Linked DNA regions of Homo sapiens: region 2 is linked to region 1. A link is a loop called in an ENCODE intact Hi-C map of the cell type or tissue named here. Cell type or tissue: heart right ventricle. All regions are shown on one strand. Links, peaks and the distances in the headings refer to the core of each region. The heading gives the core; the rest is flanking DNA.

Evidence for each region. A loop is a pair of places that touch in the nucleus more often than their neighbours do. Peaks named below come from ENCODE experiments on the same cell type or tissue, not always from the same donor. Only the 100,000 strongest peaks of a DNase experiment are listed, where the experiment ranks them.
Region 2: it touches region 1 in a loop (7-fold over the local background); 40 of 110 quality-filtered maps call a loop at or near these places.

Annotation. Positions count from the first base shown.
Region 1 is chr2:187,450,831-187,456,294 of GRCh38, reverse strand. All of the region lies in intron 2 of CALCRL-AS1 (CALCRL and TFPI antisense RNA 1), which reads right to left. Among named protein-coding and RNA genes, the nearest start is that of CALCRL, 5.3 kb to the right of the region's middle. In heart right ventricle, for the core only: a CTCF peak has its summit at 3,039 (motif pointing right); no DNase peak of the experiment used is centred there.
Region 2 is chr2:187,296,669-187,302,132 of GRCh38, reverse strand. The region is part of intron 2 of CALCRL-AS1 (CALCRL and TFPI antisense RNA 1); the gene reads right to left. Among named protein-coding and RNA genes, the nearest start is that of CALCRL, 150 kb to the left of the region's middle. In heart right ventricle, for the core only: a CTCF peak has its summit at 2,819 (motif pointing left); no DNase peak of the experiment used is centred there; H3K27ac peaks cover 1,672 bases.

The DNA.
Region 1 (5,464 bases), core at 100-5,099:
TAGTTTTATCCTTCCTTACAATTAATCCAAAAAAGAGAGCCTTTTAATTGTAGCATTTTTATTTTCTGAATCTAAAAATGCCATGAGAAATGAATTTTAAGAGTATCACATATAAGGGACTGTGATTAAAACTAAGGATATTAACTTCAACTAATACTTTGTAGAAAGTCATAAAAAATTTCTAGAGAAAGTTTTTGTACTTTTCTCCTGACCCAAACCTCATCCAGACCCACCAGCATGTTCCTAAAACATACTTTGGATTATATGACCCCTTGCACATGGAGTAAAATACAAATTCCTTACCCCAGTCAACATGGCCCTACATTCTGTGTCCTCATGTACACATATGTGTCTCTCTTCTTGCTCACTGGTCTCCAAGCTCTAGGAGCAATCCAAGTATAGCACTTGAGCAAGTGTTGCCTACCTGCAACAGCCTTTGTAGCAGACTCTGTTTTGATGCCTCTTCCACATATTTAAAAAATTGTTATATAATAGTCACACATTTTATGGGGTACATATGGTCTTTTGTTAGGTGCACAGAATGTGTAACAATCAAGTCAGGGTATTTAAAGTATCTACCACCTGAGTACTTACCATTTTCCTATATTGGGAACATTTCAAGTCCTCCCTTCTAGCCATTTAAAAATATATGATACATTGTTGTTAACTCTAGTCACTCTACTTTGCCCTTGAACACTGGAACCTATTCCTTGTATTTAAGTGTATGTTTGTAACCACTACCCAATCTTTTTTTTTTATCCCCCACCCACCCTTCCCAGACTCTAGTAACTATTATTCTAGTCTCTATCACCAGGAGATCAAATTTTTAACCTTTCACATATGAGAGAGAACAGGCAATATTTGACTTTTTGTGCCTGGCTTATTTTACTTAACATAATGATTTCCGGTTCTATTCATGTTGCTACAAGTGACAAGATTTCATTCTTTTTATGGCCAAGTAGTATTCCATTGTGTAGGTAAACCAAATTTTCTTTATCTAGTCATCCACTGATGGACACTTACGATGATTAAATATCTTGGCTATTATGAATAGTGCTGCAATAAACATAGGGTGCAGATATCTCTTTGATAAACTGATTTCCTTTCCTGTGAATACTGTGGGATTGCTGGATCATATGGTAGTTCTGTTTTTAAGTTTTTAAATAAATCTCCATACTGTTTTTTATCATGGCTATGCTAATTTACATTCCCACTGACAATACATAAGCTTTTTTTTTTTCTCCACATCCTCACCGACATCTATTGTGTTTTGTCTTTTTAATAGTAACCATTCTAACTGGAGTAAGATGACATCCCATTGTGGTTTTGATTTTCATTCCCCTGATGATCAGTGATAATAAGCATTTTAAAAATATATCTGTTGACTATTTGTATGTCATCTATTGAAAAATGTCTATTCATGTTCTTTGCCTACTTGTTAATTGAGTTATTAGTTTTTGCTGTTATTAGTCCCTTGTCAGATGAAAAGGTAGCAAATATTTTCCCCCATTCAACAGGTTATTTCTTTATTCTGTTGATTGTTGCCTTTGCTATACAGAAGTTTTTAATTTAGTATAGTATCATTTGTTTATTTTTGTTTTATTGCCTCTGCCTTCTTATACATAAAATCTTTAACTAGATCAATGTGTCTCCTATTTTTTTCTAGTAGTTTTACAGTTTTGAGACTTATATTTTGGTCTCTAATCCACTTTGAGTTGACTTTTATATATGATACGAGATAGGGGTCTAGTTTTATTCTTCTGCATATGGTAATCCAGTTTTCTGGATACTGGTACTATTTATTGAATGGTGCCTTCGTTGAAAACTAGATGGTAGTTTGATATGTAAATATATTTCTGGGTTCTCTATTTTTGTCCATTGAACTGGCTTTCATAGGGGAAGACTTTTTCCTGAAGACATATCTATGGTATTTGTTGGGTAGGACACTTTAGCTTTGATTTTGAGAATGTAGTCTCTGTGTAATATCTGCAGCTACAAATAACATCAGTGGTGTTTGTGATTTCCTCAGTGGCTTAGGCTGCAGTTGTTGTTGCAGGCTGTGGTGAGATTTTGCTGGGAACAGGGACTCTGCTTGGGCCAGTCCTCAGGACCCAGTGGATGCAGTGGTGGGCCAAGTGTTCCTGTCCTTGGGTCTCTGGTTAGCCCACATGGACATCAATGTTAGCAGGTGCAAACAGGCTAATTTGGGGGCTTTCAAGCAACTCTCCTCAGGTAGTGGCAGAGATAATATTGGGCAAGGCAGGTGGGTGGGCTTTTAGTCCCCTGGGAATCATGTGTGGCATGGGCAATGGCAGTAGCAGTAGTGAGACAATCCTTAGGCTTCAAAATAGTATACACTGGTGTTAGGAGGAGCTACATCATACTAGGTGGGCCAGTTCCCATGCCCTCAGGTGGCAAATGCAAGTAGTTACTGGCTATGGCAATGTTAGCAGGGTGGGAGTCATTAAGCCAGAGCAGGATCATAGTGAATTAATGATTGATTTTGTTTCCAACAGATAGTGGTGGAACAGATGCTTTCCATGCTTTAACATAGTGAGAGCCTTGTTTATCAGACATGAGAGACATTTATCACTCTGTTGTTAGTTTTCAATGATTTGATTTGTATTCCTGATCAGATATGTAGGAGTTAGTCTTCTTTGGTCTAGCCATCTCTAGCTTTGAATCATGAATACAGATGGAGTGATAAATACATAGAAAGACAAAAGAAGGTATGCCATCTTAATTTGTAATTTTAAAATTACATTGTGATTTAACATTTATTACATCATTGTTTTCCTTTGCACTTAAAATTCGATGAAATACATATTCTCCATTGACTATATGGGCTTTAATTTGTATAGTCTACATTAAGTACCTGCCCCTTGTAACTATATTTATCAAGTACATAGACTGTTTTCTTAGAAATATTCCCTAGTTGTTGAGATTTTTTTCATTAGAGAAAAAGCAATAGAATTTCATTTTTATTCTGGTCAGAGAACAACTTTTTGTAATTTGAGAATGTCTAACACTAGATGGCAGGATGACACTATAGATTCCTCAAAACTGTAAAAAGAAAGATGTGACACTTTCTCAAAGGTGTTAAGGGTTCCTAGGCAAATCCATCATACATTTCAATATATGCATTACATACAGTTCCATAGTCATTAATGTTTAAAGTCTCACTGTATGTTATTGACTAACATTAAATATGAATAAGCTTTTAAAGAAAATAAAAATATAAGTTGCTAATGTTTTTACAAGTTATATAAATATGATGATAGCTGAAGAAAATAGTTCGTTATAACTGGAAAGACATGAATACTATTTGGCATCTTTAGAACTTAATGATTAAATTATTTATGTAAAATATAGGGATTGGTCATTTAATCAAATACTACTTAAGTCGAAATGCCTAAATACAAATATAAATAAACCTTTTATTTTCACAATCAAGATTGATATTTAGCAAATAAGAGGCATTTCAGAATAAATCCACATTAAATGCATATCCAGAATTAAAAAGGGCATCTTTTTTGATGCTAACTAAAACCATCCTAGAAATAGTAAGAACTATTTTAAACTCTTCTGGAAAGAAGATTTGGGTTTCCCAAATAAATTACTCACACACTCTTAGTATTTATGTGCTACTTGTCATTGCTCTATTGATAAGTATGGCTAAGTTCACCATATACTGAATAATATTTTTTTCTTCAAACCAGAGCATTTTTGAGCCTGAAATTATGAATTGGGACTGCCCCAGAAAACTAGGACATATGATCACTCTATTGAAGGTATTTCCCCTCAGAAAGTTCATTGTGTACTCCCATTTAAAGTAAGCATTTATAATTTTGTTGGATTTAAAAATCCATTTGAATTAGTCCATGACATAGCTCACTAGCCAGTACTAGCACTTTATTCTAGCAATAGCCACCCCTCCAACACTCATGAATATCTGTAAGAAAATACTAAGTTCGCAGGAAGATCTAAATCCATCAGGATATAAGAATTTTTAAAATAGGCAAATGTTTGGCCAATTATTTTTTATGTTACTTGGCTTTCTTGAGAAAATACATTATTAAATACTGAAAGAAACTCTACATATAGGCTATAAAATAGTTTTATTTATCTGTATATTAACCTGGTATACATTTCTGTATATCTGACCTGATATATATACTGTTCATTTCAAACATAGTTTTCTGCACCTTCCAAATTCTTATTCATAGTAACTATTTTTAAAATAATATTGTAATCTTCTTTAAAATGATAGCTATGTGCCCAATTAAAGTGAAAAACGGCCCTTTGGTTTTAGTAATAGATAATAGCATATTCACTCTCATGTCCCAGACATTGTACCCAGATTCTTTTACTAAATGCAATTTATTTTTGTTTTGAAAAGCAACTTGAAAAGTGCTAACAGCAATTGCTAGGTAAAATAATAAAAGGTTGGGTCAACTTATTTCCTTGCTAGAAGTAGTTTTTTAATGTAAAGCTTTTAAACATATAAGCTTCTGATGTAAAGTTTATGTGTTTCTCCTCAAATTATTGGTGCATTTATCATAAGGCAAGTTATATATAATATTGCTGACTGCATAAATTATCACCAAGTATAAGTAATTGCTTTCAGACAATTAAGAACACAGAAGAATTATTAACATAAAATAATAACTTTTAAAACTTCAGAATAATTATTTTAAAAGTCTTTCTTTTGACTTGTTCTTGCACTCTCACTAGGGAAAGTCTGTCCTTAATATATTTCCTGTAAAAGTGTTCTGCTTTATTTTGTTTGTTCTTGTGGCAAGAATTATGCTCCAAGGCAGTATCCATACAAATTCAAAATAAGTGGTCAGTTTGGTCAGTAGAAAATTAAATTTGTCAAACCACATTTTGGTCTGGTTTAACTAACATATTCAATATAAACAGTAGCCCAGAAACTTGGAGTTAGCCTACTCCTAATTTTGAGTCAACTTGCATTTGACATAGTAACTAGTATCCCCTATTGGAAGAAAAGGTCGCTTGTGAGCCTTATGTGTGAGCACAAATAAAAGCACAAATCCTGCATGTAGGATGCTAAAATGAAAATGTGTGACTGTCCATCATTACATGTATATATTTCTACACTTATACACCACTCCTCACTTCTACAGAAAACCTTATTGCAGTGCTCTGCATCATTACCTCTAGATTCTATGTTAGCAGCATCAGTTGCTAATTTCACAGAATTTGGCCCTTGACTTCTCATGTGCTAGTCAATCTGTTCATTAAAGGACTAGATAGCAGGGAACATTCTATTTTTACTTATCTCACTAAAACACAGTTAGCACATTACCTAGCTCAAAATACAAATTTGGTCACTACTAATTAAATTATTGCAAGTGGCTTTAATGTCTTCTGAAGAAAGATTATAATATATAAATCCATATAATGCCACGTTGGCTCAAAATTGCTTCATTGATTATTGAAA
Region 2 (5,464 bases), core at 330-5,329, 150 kb after region 1:
ACATTCGTAATTTTTACTCACTTTATCCTCCTAACAGAAAAAAAAATTAAATTACTATATAAGTTGTTAATGGAAAGAAACATATGATTTTCTTTCTTCAGGTTAGTTTTCCCTGTTTATTTAGAATTGTGTTGCAATGTTAAAGATATACTTCTGAAATTAATAGAAAATACAATTTATTATGTCATGGTCTGTGGAAAACTTACGACACAAGTATAAAATACTTTCGCTCCAGTTCGAAACATTTCTTCAAATGTTTAGATACTGGAAGCGGAAATAGTAAACAGTACATTTTCAGAGTTTATGTTAGCCTTAATTTGTCAACAAAATTGCAGAAATATTATACTTGAACATTTTATACTTTAGCATACATTCATAAATGTATTGTTATTAAAATGGAAAGTCCTTTTAGGAACAAAGGGCAAATTTTGATTATGCCATTTAAAAATCTAAATTATATGGCTGCTTTCCATATAATCACTGAAAGCATTACAGACTTGGTTAAAACAGAAAATATTAGAAAAAAATTTGGGGGTACACTATAATAATTACTTTTTATTAATCTCAGAACTTTATGTTATATCAGCTAAAACCAAAATCAAGCAAAATATTCTTCAAGAGAAGAATGAATCCATAACAATTTATGATATGCTTTTTTTTTTCTTTTCTTTTTTTATTATACTTTTAAGTTTTAGGGTACATGTGCACAACGTGCAGGTTTGTTACATATGTATACATGTGCCATGTTGGTGTGCTGCACCCATTAACTCGTCATTTACATTGGGTATATCTCCTAATGCTATCCCTCCCCCATCCCTCCACCCCACAACAGGCCCCGGGTTCTGATGTTCCCCTTCCTGTGTCCAAGTGTTCTCATTGTTAAATTCCCACCTATGACTGAGAACATGCGGTGTTTGGTTTTTTGTCCTTGTGATAGTTTGCTGAGAATGATGGTTTCCAGCTTCATCCATGTCCTATGATATGCTTTTAAAATATAGATATGAAATTAAGCAATGGCTTCAGAAGGTTTATTTTTGGTACTTCAGTGGTTAAAATAATATTTCTCCACAAAGCCTTTCAACCATGATATTGGTATATGGGCTCTGTTATTAAATCAGTTAAAATGAGTAAGAGATTGCATAAAGCTTGCCTTCAGTAAGTAGTTCTCCTAACTTTTAATTTTAAAAGCAATATTAATTTTCTATCTTTGAACCAATATTAATATTAATTTTATATCTTTGAGCAATATTAATTTTCTGTCTGAAGCAATATGTTTTAGACATGCTACTTCACTGAGCACAAAATACACTGATTAAAATTTAAGAAAGAGAAATGTAAACAAGTGTGATAATAATTAGAAAGCACTGAGTGTGACTCAAATAATTCAGAGAGTAATCCAATAATTAAAATAACCTACAAAGTAAATATTTACATTTTGTGAGTGCCAAGGGAAAAACGTGTTTATTAGTAAAAAAGAAACCAAAAGGTTTTAATCTGGTAGGAGCAATTTTCTCTTTTGTCATTAGGGCTTCGAAAATAATAGAGGGCAAGGGAGAAGATGGATAGGTAAGCACTTGTAATGTGTATTTTAATTGTGGCTTTCTGATTATGCCCTTGTGCAAATATTATTAAAACAGCAGAAATGTTTAAAGTCCTGAGCATTGGCAGTTTTTTGACAGGCTTATGGGAACGATAGAGCTTCTTAGGACTTACTTCCTCTAATAATAAGGCCCCAATTCAAAGAATCCCTCTGTCATTGCAATACAAAAATACTTGTGTTAATTTTGGCTGTAATGATCACTTTAGTTACAAGTAGACAGTGAACTATAATTTGGTTGCAAAATGTTATGCTCTATGACAGTGCAAAAAACATATTCATCTATACTGAGGTAAGTACTAATAACATACTCATTCAACAAAAATGCTGGAGAGCCAAAACACTATTCTACATTTACCTTTGGAAACAACCTCACTACAAGACGGGGAGAAAAGATATATCAACCAAAAGTTTAATACAATGTTTTAAATTATACAAAGGAAATATATATAAAATGCTGTAAGTGCATCAAATAGGAAGAAGGCAGTAAGACTACAAATAGCAATGTTATTAGTAGATCATTCTCAACTTTAAATGCCATACTAATAACTTTGGGCAATGAAGAAATATCAAAAGGTTTGTTTTCCAACGGGACAAATCTCTTTTAGCCATGTGAGTTCTCACACTGATACAAGCATGACAAGTCATCTTTAGTCAGGAGGAATGCTATCCAAGACTTCAGAATTAATCCCCACAATCCCATCCAAAAGCTATCATGTATCCAGACTCTCAACCTGTCCCCTAATTCTGGCTTCCTGCTGCTCTCCTTTTGCTGTGATACTTGGACCCTGCTCTTGGCCTTTGTTCTTTAGACTGAAACCTTAAAGACTCTCCCTCTGCTCAACCTGACACTCCTCATGCTCACCTAGACTGGGTTATCTAAGAGTAGTCTTGGCTCTGGTCTCTCCTAGTAGTTCCTTCTTTGAGTATTGTTTCCCACACACAGTATCTAGTTATCCATGCCATGGAGAATTGTTTCAAAGATTAAAATGTGATAATGAGAGTGAAAACAATACTGCTTTTATATTCTTATAAAATTTTATATATTATATTGGCTACTGCCCTTGGTACAAAGACAGTGGATTAGTTTCTTGGTTCTCCTACACTTCTCTATTGCTAAATGTTGCACTCACTCTCCAGGGGTCTTTAGTCATACTCTTCATCTCACATCAGGGCACTTGGTCAAGTTCAGATTTTTGGCCTGGGCTGCACTTTGCTGCCCTCTTCTGATACACAATCATTATGCTTTTGATTTGACAAACTAACCAATTTTCAGATCTCTGTGGATTTAACCCTTTTCAGGTTTCTACTATCTATCACCATTTTTAATATTCCTGCCTATAGCAATTATTGCTCTTTCTATAATATTTAAGCAGGCTGAAGATGAATACTTACAGGATAAATTACTGTAACTGCCTACATTTAAATTAATGGCAGCAATAAAACTTGTCCTGTGTCCATGATTATCTCAACTATGCCAAATTATCAGAAATGATCAATAACTAAAGGAGGATTCAAGTTAAAAGCATAGCTATACACTAATTACCATAAACACATATTTTTCTTATTTGTTTGCAATAAAACCTTCTGATATACCTATTTATTCATTCATCTGCTCAACAGATATTTATGTTTGTTTTGTATCTGCTTCTATCCTGTAGAATGGATACTTTATTTATTCATTCACTCAACAAAAATTTATGTTTGCTATATTTCCGCTACTAACCTGGAGAGGCACTGACTCAAATAACTTACAGTCTAGTGGAACAAATATTTGCATTTCCAAAAGTGGTACTGGGGGTCTGTGAACACATTTTAGAGGAAGACTAACTGTGCCTGCAAAAGTCAGAAGAAAAAGCCTTTCTGCATACTTATAGTATATTATCAAGAAAGAATGGAAGATATAAAAACAGACAAAGGAGGGAAAATCATTCTGGGTGGAAACAATGGCAGATTCAAAGATATGAGGGCATGACATGGAAAGAAATTATTATTTAATGACTATTACATAGAAAAAAATTCTGAGAAGGACAAGTAATAAGGCTGGAAAGAAAGACATGAGTCAGATCACAAAGGTACTTAAATTCTTGGTAAAAGATCTTAGATTTAAACCTGTAGTCAATTAAACAATAGGCAGCCATTAAAAGAGTTTTAGTACAAGAGTAGCGTGGTTGAAATTGCATTTTGGAATTAAATACCTACTTCTTGACTTATGTACTGAAGTAGAGGATGACATGACAGTGGCAATTAGACTAGGGTTGCCAAAAGCAAAATAATTAGGACACATTTGGAAAATATCTTGAGTTTTAAGTAGAACAATGTAGAAAGCCATAACAAGATGAGAAACCAGAAGCAAATACTGTATTTTGACTACAGTGCAATAATGAACAGGAGATTTGGAGCTGTTAAAAAAAAAGCCATGTTCAGACATATCCATGTAGTTTTCTAAATTTCAAAGACACCAAGAACATTTCAGACATTTTTCAAGTCAGAAGATGTTCCTAAAGCTTATCTTATATGACAGTCAGCTGTTCAAATTCTTCACATTCCCCTTTGCCTACTAAAATTCAGGCTTTCAGTATTTAGACTTCCCTAAGATCTGTTCTCATTTACTCTGTTACTATTTCTTTAAATATTTTATGTCAGCCAAAGTGGATTTCATTTCCCCCTAAAATCACTGTTTTTTTGTCCTACTCCTCTTCCAACCCCATTAATTTAATTTCTATCAATGTTTATGAACTATTTTAATTTTACTGCTTTCTTTAATCTTTTAGTTATGCCTGCATATGCTCTATCCTTTCTTGGTGTTGTCATACTAGCTTGATTATTCTCTATAAGATTCTTAACATGTTTAAGCTGTATCTATAGTTCTTTTTGTGCATTTCTGAGCCCTCTATCCTGATACTAAAATGTACTTGAAAATATGCTTCATATGAGTTACTTGTTTTTTAACTACTTGAATTTTCTGGCACAAGTCTGTGTCCAGAAGAATTCTCAAAAAACAATAACAAAGTGATAGATAAAAAGAAAAAAGTTGTGGAAGGAGGCAAATTACTGTCTAGTTTTAAATAATTCTGAACAATAAATCAATATGATGAGGTTAACGGAGAAAATAAATCTCTGTTAGCTGGAAAGTTTCATTGTTTTGACTCATAAAACCTTATTAGTCAATGATTTTCTCGTATGTAAAATCTCATGTATTATATAATTCTGGCCAAGTAGAGTAAATGAAATTCAAGGTGAGTTATGTAAGATTACCTTGGAAGCAGAAGCATCAAATCATAAGTGTCATATGAGGAAACCATGTATAACAGATTCCATGAGAGCTCAATTTAAAAATATGTTTTTGCTATGATGAAATGCTATAGCGCCATCTTTGATGAATGAACACAGAAGCACATTCTCATACAAGAACAAGAAAGCCCTAGAGGGCCATCAAGTCAAGCTGATGTACCATTCAGGCACTGTTTTTCTTATTCCCATGATATCTATCTCCTGCATTCTTGATCAGCCCCAGTAACAGAAGCTCATTTTGCTGAGACATATCTCTGGGCAGTCTAGCTGAAGCTATTTCTTCCTCTCTCTCTCTCTATGCTATTAGTTAAGAGTATTTTGGTATTTTATTGCTCTTTTTTTCCAGACAGCGTTATTCAGTTTCTCATCAGTAACTCGTGTACACCAAAACCATCCCCATCTTTCAGCTTGATGAGAATTGACTGTATTCATCCAAGGGATATTTACAAACAAATGCTTGACAGTTTTAAGCCACTAAAATTTTATACCTACACTTGTGTTTGAACTTTAATTACTTTGTAACTGTGGGACATATTTTAACAGATGAAAGATGAACAGATCTTCTGATAATTA